Regions from separate parts of the Homo sapiens genome. Here region 1 is linked to region 2. Evidence: chromatin loops called from intact Hi-C (ENCODE). Cell type or tissue: MCF 10A. All regions are shown on one strand. Region 1 overlaps CUBN (cubilin). Region 2 overlaps CUBN (cubilin).

Region 1 (5,000 bases), 45 kb after region 2:
ACATCTATTGGACATTTGTATTCCATAGAACATTCTGAGGAAAACATTATTCTAGAGATATTTTCCAAGTTTATTTCATTTTCCCCTCATACAAACAAGCAAACTTTGAAGTTCATGAGGCATTAGAGAGTTATTCGCATCTCAGATGTTATTTTGAGAATTACAGTAATATTTGTCATTAATGGAATGCCCATCATGTGCTAGACACTACTACCAATACTTTGATAGATATAATTGTCTGTCCTCATAGTAGTCCAGTAACTGAGTATAAGTATGCTCACAGGAGAACAGGGATTGAGATGGGGAACCATACTCAGTGCAGGAAGTGTCATCACTACATGAAGTGATGAAACTACGTTCACACTCAGTGCTGCACGAATACAGTGTGGGCTCTGGAGTCCACCTGGCTCCAAAGCTCTTTACCAGCTGTGATCTTGGGCAAGGAATTTAACGTCTGGCTGCTTTGGTTCTCTCGTGTGTAAAATGAAGATAATAATCCACACACCTGGAAAATATTGAGTCCTCAGGAAATGCTTATTACTCCCCTCCACGCCCCTTCTGGAGAGAGCCCAGCTCCTGCCTGGTCATTCAGCTTCTTCCTGGGACACTTCAGGAAATGGTTTCTCACCCTTACACCAGCTGACCTCCATCTCTTGCAAATGCCATCTCCATTCCTTGTGCCCTGCCAGTTAGGAGCAGTGGCTCCTCCCTGGCGAGGTCTATCTTCCTCTCCAGGCAGAGTTCACATTTTGTTTTCTTTCTCTTCCGAGTTCCCTAACTCGATCCATGGACTTCTCCATAAGGGCTTTGCTTTCTCTCTGTGCTCTCCGAATCTGTTTAAAGGCAAATTTCTTCTGTCCTTGGAAAGACCTTGCATCCGCTCTAATAAGTGAAGCGTAAATCAGTGTTTGTGTTTGCAGTGCACGTCACTGCTGGTCACATGATGGCATAACAGATTCCAAACAGGTGCCAAGGATGATTCTTCAATTTCCAAATTGCTTGGTTTAAAGGTAAACGCCAGTCTTTAGCTCCCTATTGAAAACAGCTCCAGGCACTGTGCTTTCTATTGTTCTAGAGGGGAGTCACTGGAATTAGAACTGCCTCAGCCAGCACTCTTCTATCTGGTGACTACCATGGGATGCTAATGACAAAGATGTAGTAAGTCCTCTAGCACTCGTTCGCAAGAGAATGTCTTCTAGGCACCCAGACATATGATAGAATGTGCTGAATTGGTAGTCTCTGTACCTGCTTCAGAGTGAAGCAGGTAACTTCAGAATGAAGTTTAAACCCAAACTCCACTACTTAGTAGCTAGGTGACCTTGGGCAAGTTCCTTAGTGTCTATGTGCCTCACTTTCCCTTTCTGTAAAACGGAGTAATAAGAGTCAATGAATCCATATATGTAAAGAGCCAAAACAAGGTCTGGCAAATAGAGAACAAATCTATAAATGTTCACTGTTATTATTTGCACTGATGCTGATGTAAGAGAAACATCTCAGTAAGGTATAGAGAAATTCACAAATAGAGAGCCTTCAATTCTTTAGGTTGAGATATAATTAATGATTCATTTCTCAAGACATTTAATTTTCCTCTTGTTTTCTGCCTGCAGCCTGCATGGTTAATGCATTTTGACACTTCTCACTAAGGATAAATGACAAATGATAAAACCAACAATTTTTGTCCACTTATTTTACTCAAAGCTCCGTTAAGAAAAATAATGAAAAAAATTTTAATTTCAGTGACTAACAGGAGTGTTCGTATTGTCCCTATCATTTTAAAAATTGTTTTGGTTACTCTCTATTATTACAGAGAATAAAGACTTTCTGTATCCTGGAGTTTAACAACTCTTATTTTATTTTATTTTATTTTTGAGACAGAGTCTTACTCTGTCGCCCGGGCTGGAGTGCAGTGGCGTAATCTTGGCTCACTGCAACCTGTGCCTCCCGGGTTCCAATGATTCTCCTGCCTCAGCCTCCCGAGTAGCTGGGGCCACAGGCACCCACCACCACACCTGGCTAATTTTTGTATTTTTAGTAGAAATGGGGTTTCACCATGTTGGTCAGGCTGGTCTCGAACTGCCGACCTCAGGTGATCCACACACCTCGGCTTCCCAAAGTGCAGGGATTACAGGCATGAGCCACCACGCCCGACCAACAATGCTTATTCTTAAGAAAAGAACTGCCACAGAAGGAAATAGGAAAAATTCTTCTTCAGTAGTTGATGCCTTTCAAAATATTAAATTACTAAACCTCTACCTACCTCAGTTTCCAGAACTCTAAAATGAAGATAACAATACTACCTGCATTACAGAGCTGCTAGGATTTTTAAATTAGAATAATGACCAGCATGGAATAAGTGCTAATACATATTATCTATGGTTATTTTAACATAAACATAGTCTCATGGATTATTTTTTTGTGCTCTGAAGCAGGAGACCCCAATCTTTTTGGCACCAGGGACTGTTTTTGTGGAAGACAGTTTTTCCACGGACCGGGGGTGGGGTGGGAGGGTGGTTTCAGGATGATTCAAGTGCATTGTATTTATTGTGCATTTTATTTCCATTAGTCTTACATTGTAATATATAGTGAAATAATTATACAAGTCACCATCATGTAGAATCAGTGGGAGCCCTGAGCTTGGTTTCCTGCATTAGACAGTACCACTGGGGGGTGATGGGAAACAATGACAGATTATCAGGCATTCGATTCTCATAAGGAGCACGCAACCTAGATCCCTCGCGTGTGCAGTTCACAATAGGGTTCATGCTCCTATGAGAGTTTGATGCCACCAGTACTGGTCTGGGGACTGGGGCTCTTGCTCTATAGCATTTTGTGGTAAATAAATCTGTGGTTTCCAGAGCAGCCTTCCCAGTTGTAATTAACATCAATTGGCCCCACTGTGTTGAAAGCAGTGCTGCTTCTCCTGCCTCCCAGTTTTCCTACAAAAGCCACTGGGATTGTAGATAAAATCCTGTTTTCCAGTTGGCGAGATGCAGAGAAGCAGATGAGATTTTGTCTGAGCAGCGGTGGATCTGAGCCGACTTTGATTATGGCTCCACCGCCAACGCTTCCTGGGCAGATGAGTCATGCTTCCTGGAACTGTCTGTCAGAGGAAGTTTGCTTCTGGGACTTTTGCATTTTGCTTAGAGCTTAGAGATAAGCTATTACAATTCTAAGTTCAGCTGCTATTCAAAAACATGCATAAAAGCTGGGAAGAGTTTACCAAACATTTCAATTTATAACTTGATACCAGATATGAGTCTAGCACCGTACTAAGCATGATACCTGGATTCAAAAAAAGTTTAGAATGAAGTATATCCATTAGTTAGCGAAGCCAGATGCTTTGTAGTGTCGTTGAGTTTAGCATGAGGCATTTTAGAAGAAATTTTGGTTTTAAGATTGCCTGAGTAAAATGTGATTTTTTAGTTATAAAAAATTGAAAGAAGAAATGTTATTTCAGTGTGATCAGAATCCCTTTCCTTAAAAAGAAATGCTGATCTTTTCTGACCATCTTTCACAATGAAGGATTTTCGTATGATTGCATTAATTTGCAGCAGTTAATGAACCAACGTTCCAACCTTCAAAAGAGCCTCTGCTCTCAGATTCAAAAGAAACTCTGCGTGTTTCCTCTCTTCAAACATGAAGGACAGAATTAGGATGAATAATAATCAAACCTAAAATAATTTCTGAACTACCCTGAAGCAGTAAAAATTCCATTAGATGCTCAGAACTTGAATTGTCCTATGCACACTGCCTTTCCTGGTTGACCTCAGGTTGCTCTGCTCCTCAGACTGGCGAAAGGCAGGGCAACCGAAAGGTCTCTTCCACTATCAGACAGGCTCATGGTATGAATAAGCATGCATTGAGCAAAATGCTAAATTTTAAACACTGGTAATCACAGTTGTGGGTTTCAGTTAACTATATTGACTTTCTACTTTTTAAAATGGGAAAGATTTCCAATTGCAACATTACAGAATTTTGTTTAAACACGTCTTTACCCTGCAGTTCCTACATTGGCTCTTTATTTATTTATTTATTATTTTTTCTTTCTTTCTTTCTTTTTTTTTTTGAGACAGAGTCTCACTCTGTTGCCCAGGCTTGAGTGCAGTGTTGCATTCTCAGTTCACTGCAACCTCCGCCTCCCAGATTCAAGTCATTCTCCTCCCTCAGCCTCCTGAGTAGCTGGGATTACATGCGCCCACCACCACGCCTGGCGAATTTTTGTATTTTTAGTAGAGACAGGGTTTCGCCTTGATGGCCAGTGTGGTCTCGGGCTCCTGGCCTCACGTGATCCACCCACTTCGGCCTCCCAAAGTGCTGGGATTACAGGCGTGAACCATCGCACCCGGCAGGCTCTTTATTTAATAGACTTTCTTTTCCTGATCTCACTGTCTTCAGGGAGAGCCCGGATGGCAGTCCTCTGGCTTCTTCCAGCTCAAAGGTCTATGATTTCACGTTGTTCTATGAACCAGGTTCTTCTCTGTTCCTGAGACCATCTGCAGCAGGTGGTGAGAATTTTAAGAGGCATAATAATAATAATAATAATAATAATAATAATAATAAATGTTTAGTGTTTTACTGTAGCAGGATAATTGGCAGAGGGAAGGCTGAGGTTTATGGAATTAAATTTTCATGTATACACAGGAGAGTATGCTTAGCTTTCAAAGCATTTCACTTACCACTAGGGAGGGATTTAGGAGCCCTTGCTCCATCAGTGACTATCGAAACATATGTTTACATGAAACCGTCAGTCCCTGAACATCTGAAGACATTATTATTTTTAAAATTTTTAATTTTTGTGGGTAATTAATAGGTGTATATATTATGGGGTACATGGTGTGTTTTGATACAGGCGTGCAATGTGTGATAGTCACATCATGGGAATAAAGAAATAATTTTTTGTAAATAATTAGCCTAATTAATAATAAAAATCTAGTTATGATAAAAGGAAGCATTATAGGCAAAATATGATTTTAAATTAATGCTGGAGCAGATTACCTTAC
Region 2 (5,000 bases):
CTTATTCTCTCACTGGGGGCAGGGCCTCATTCCTCTCCTGCTCACCCAGATTAGCCCAAGGCTCCTCCCTAAGGTCCAGTCTTTACTTAGCTAAGATGTATGTCAGCCTGAAGCTCACTTCACAGAAAGCCACATGTTAAACACTACCATACGGTGTGGTTCTCTTTTCAGCTCTCAGATGGACTAAGCGTAAGTGCCAGCATATTTGAATTGCTTTGAATTAAAATTTAATGCTTATTATTTTAGAAATTATAGTATAAAACCAAATCTGGATTCATAGCAGAGGAAGACAAATGAGCGTGCGTATTAAGACATGGCTTTGGGACTTGACTCATTCCAGATGTTAAAGCTCACGACTCACTAGGCTCAAAAGCCCACATTTAAAATTTCATGTAAATGGTGTTTCTCAGCAAAGTAAATTTTAGTTCTCTCTATAGAAAATCATTCCTTTACAAAAACTCGTTTTTTTTTATGAGTAGTTTCTCTTCTGGAACTAGTTTAATCTGATGAATGTAAAAATTGGAAGCCATTTGGAATACACCATATGCTGAACATCCTGGGACCTGAAACCTTCAGTGTTTCCTGGACGAATAAGGCAATCCACAAGAAATCTGAACCTGGTCCGTGAAACACTAGAATTTTGAATTGGTTCTTGTTGTTTCCTTGCAAATGCGATTCACTAAAAAGAATGAATTCACTGTGACTCCTCTGCAAGTGATCACGGCATGGCTTCACCTGACTTAGAAAAATTCAGTTTTTCTGCACAAACCAGACTCAGATATTGGTCATCTTTCTCTAGGTTATGCTGCAATAACAAACAATTAGTAGCAACAACCAGAAAAATCAAAAACAATAACAAACCAAAAGCGTCTGTGGCTTTCAATAACGTGTTTATTCTTTGCTCACAATAGCAGGTTAGTTTTGGATCCATTGCAGTTCTGTTTCCTATGTCAGTTTCCTGTGCCTTCACCGTCCTGAGACCCAGGCTCTAGAGCTTGCTGGGGGAAAAGTAAAAGATGGTTGAATTATGCAGTGACTTCCAAAGCTTCTATGTGGAAATTGGTGTATCACTTTTGCTCACACTCTGTTGGGCAAAGCAAGTCCTATGGCTAAGCCCATAGTCAATGGGAAGATTATGTATTAATTCTCCGTATGGCAGTATTGCAAGTCACATGGCAAAAAGCATAGATAGTCAATCCTTTTACAGGAAGGGAAGTGAATAACTATGTAAAATAATGCCATCCATCCCAGTTCATGAGCATAAAGGAAAGAGGTTTTTTTTTTTTTTTTTTTGGTGGGGGTGCAAATTTATCAAGTCCTAGATTATTGAACGCAATACATGCTTCAGAGGTAGCTAGGGTCACTTTAGAACATTTGATGAATTTTATTCTAGTGTCTCTTTCAAAGGAGTTGTAGTTAAAGTATTGCCATGTCTAGAATCCAGGGAGAATACAGGCTTTCAGAATTAATAAGGTTTCATTTCCACAGAGAGAGAGAGAAACAGAGCCAAAATCAATTGCACCTTCTAGGTTCAGGGCCCTTGAGCCCTATGAGTTCCTCTTAAAACATTTGGACTACAGCTGCCTTTCTCCTTGTTAAAATCCTTGAATTTCATTAGTTGGGGCCCAGGGGAATGGCCCACTTTAGCTTGCAGTGATGCTATTTGGCTGTTTTTTTTCCTTCTTGTCATCTTCTAATGGGCGAAATAGAAAAGAGAGACTACAATCTTCGAAGAAGCAAATAGAACCCTGGAGGATTAGAGAGCAGGAAGATAACTTTGTGTTTCATGCTTTCTAGTTTTCAAGAACTGCAGTATGTCTGTATCTCTAACAAAAACTGAACCATCATACTGTACCTTAAAATTAATGAATCAACAAGAATTTGTCAAATACCTATTTGCAAAGTTTTTTTTATTAGATGCTGAAGGGCAAACAGAAATTTTTCCCTTCCCTCAGAGACTTACTGTTTGGTTAGAGATAAATTTAGCATAGCTTTACTACAATATGTGAAATTTGTGTTACAGATGTTGTAAGAGCTCAGAGAAAGGAACTAGTATGAGCCTGAGTCAGTGGAGAGGCATGTGATTTTTCATGTCTGTGTCAGACTCTATCATATGGCTGAATCATTATTTATTTAATCACCTCACTATTATTAGGCCTTTAGAATGGTTTCAATTATTGTTATTATAGAGCAGACTTTGATGTGGATCTGTATATGTCTTTTCCTGCATCTTGAATATCCTTGTGATACAGTGTTAGAAGTGAAATACCCTTAATACATATTGTCAGTTTATTTTCCAGAACTTTATACTTCCACCAGTTATGGATGAGAGTAACTGTCGCCACATCCCTACCAACTTTGAATATCATCCTTTTAAAATCTTTCCTTTACTGGCTAGGCACGGTGGTTCACATCTGTAATCCCAGCACTTTAGGAGGCCAAGGCAGGCAGATCACCTCAGGTCAAGAGTTCAAGACCAGCCTGGCCAACATAGTGAAACCCCATCTCTACTAAAAATACAAAAATTAGCTGGGCGTGGTGGCGTGCCCTTGCAGTCTCAGCTATTTGGGAGGCTGAGGCAGGAGAATTGCTTGAATCTGGGAGGCGGAGGTTGCAGTGATCCGAGATCGTGCCACTGCACTCCAGCCTAGGTGACAGAGTGAGACTTCATCTCAAAAAAAAAAAAAAAAAAAAAAAAAAAAGAAAACAAAGAAAAATCTTCTCTTTACTACCTGTTTGCCTTGGCCTAGATAACTCCTACTCAGCTTTCAAGTCTCCGCTTAAATGTTATTTCCACTGAGTTTTCCATAATCCCCTGGGTGAGTTCAGAGTCTTTGGTTAACCCAGTGGTTCTCTACAATTTAAGACTTTTTAATATCACTCCTTGATTATTCAGAAATGAAATACACTGATTTAACCCCACTAGACACATTATATTTAAAAATATGTAAAGTTGTAAGAATAACATTAAGAAAAAATAGAGTAACAGAATAAAATCACATTTATTTCAGTATCTGAAAACCTAGGCAAGCTGTACTTGAAGACAAAATAAAGCAGTTGATTGTCTGGACCCCAAATTGCTATGAATATGACAGTACAAATGCAGGCTGACACAGTTATGTGGGTTGGTGACTAATTTTTCAGAAATAGTGACTAACTCTTGACAGATTTCCAGGAGAAAGAATCTTCAATTTACACTCTACTTGTAATCCTGGAAAATTCAGTATGCATTAAAATTGCACAAAACTACTTTGCGCTTAATATGTAAAATAGAGCGAGATTTTATACCCAATAACAGAACTTTCACTTATGTGAATGTCACACAGGTTCAGGAGAATTCTTGTTGTGTGTGACGCTCACATTTCAGGCTGCCTCGTGTCTTTGGTCCCTTGCTACTTACTAAATGCCAGTAATGCCCCATGATTGCTGTGATAATAATTAACACAAAACCAAAAAGGTACTCTCACACATTTCCCAAATGCTAGATTGTGGTCCCTGCTGAGAACCATTGGTTAGGTAACAATGAAGTATCCTGCGCTTCCCCAAAAACCGCAGTCATCATACTTTTCAAAAATGTTCCTGCCTATTGTAAGTTCCTTGTGAGCAGTGACTGTTTCATGGTATTGTCACCTGCACAGTTCCTGGCATTTATTCATGCCTTGATAATGTTAATGAAGTGAATGAATTAATATTTGGATGTCTGTATCCTTCAGAATAATTGTACTGAACAGCGGCGGTATATATATCCATCGAATAATTCCTGCTCATAGTAGCAAGCCTCCAGTGTTTCACCTCCAAAAATGTCCAGAATAACAACAGCTATCCTTAGTCAACATTTTCCATTACCAAACATTTGGCTAAGGAATTCACACTATTGTTTCATCTGTTTGCTTCAACAATCCCATGAGCTTAGATAGAGTAACTTGCTCAAGGCTATTAAGTGAGGTGGTTTGTAAGTGACAGAGGTAGGTTTTGAACCCAAGTCCATAGACTGTATTCATGGCCACTATACTATAAGAGCTGGCTATTTGGCCGGGCGCAGTGGCTCACGCGTGTAATCCCAGCACTTTGGGAGTCCGAGGTGGGTGGATCACCTGAGATTGGGAGTTTGAGACCAGCCTGACCAACATAAAGAAACCCCGTCTCTACTAAAAATACAAAACTAGCTGGGCGTGGTGGCACATGCCTGTAATCCCAGCTACTTGGGAGGCTGAGGCAGGAGAATCACTTGAACCCAGGAGGCAGAGGTTGCGGTGAACTGAGATCACGCCATTGCACTCCAGCCTGGGTGACAAGAGCGAAACTCCATCTCAAAAAAAAAAAAAAAAAAAGAGCTGGTTATTGATTTAAAATCAGTAGTCTATTATATGAAGGAAATTCCTTTTTTTTCTAATAAAACAGGAATGCTAACAATGTTTTTTGAATTTATGGAGTTATCATATGGCTTATCTTATCTGATGTACTGAGGAAGTTAATTTATAGTTTATAATTTCTAACCTTTCTTGCACTATTATTATTCCCATATTTGATCTGGTATATAAGCTGGCAATGGACTGTGAATTTATTTTTCTAGAACTGTGTTTAGGATTTGTGTATCTATATTAATAGGTGACATCAGTCTATAGTTTTTATTTCTATAATCTATGTTGGGATTTGGTAACAGCGTTCTAACAAAAATTATTTGGAAATTATTCTATGTTTGAGGATGGCTTAGAATAAATTATACATGGGAATTATCTCTTCCTTAAAAGTTTTAAAGAATGTACTAAGTAGAGCATCTTATGGGAGATTTTTCTTTTTGGGGGTTGAGGGTGGGATGGGAATAATTATTTGATAATGTTTTCAATTTTATTTATGACTTATGTCTGTTCAAATCTTATTTTTCTTCTCCTTCAGATAATTTTAATGTTATACTTTTTCTGAAAATAACCCATTAAAAACATTCATAGAGTTGTACATAGATTTCACATTTAAAAAAATCTTAGTATCTGTGTCTTTGT

The links. Hi-C counts contacts between places; a loop is a spot of excess contacts. Peaks named below come from ENCODE experiments on the same cell type or tissue, not always from the same donor. Only the 100,000 strongest peaks of a DNase experiment are listed, where the experiment ranks them.
Region 1: it touches region 2 in a loop (3-fold over the local background); 16 of 110 quality-filtered maps call a loop at or near these places.

The regions. Positions count from the first base shown.
Region 1 is chr10:17,027,787-17,032,786 of GRCh38, reverse strand. The region is part of intron 27 of CUBN (cubilin); the gene reads left to right. Among named protein-coding and RNA genes, the nearest start is that of CUBN, 100 kb to the left of the region's middle. In MCF 10A, no CTCF peak of the experiment used is centred here; a DNase peak (open chromatin) is centred at 3,076.
Region 2 is chr10:17,072,776-17,077,775 of GRCh38, reverse strand. The region is part of intron 17 of CUBN (cubilin); the gene reads left to right. Among named protein-coding and RNA genes, the nearest start is that of CUBN, 55 kb to the left of the region's middle. In MCF 10A, no CTCF peak of the experiment used is centred here; a DNase peak (open chromatin) is centred at 2,055.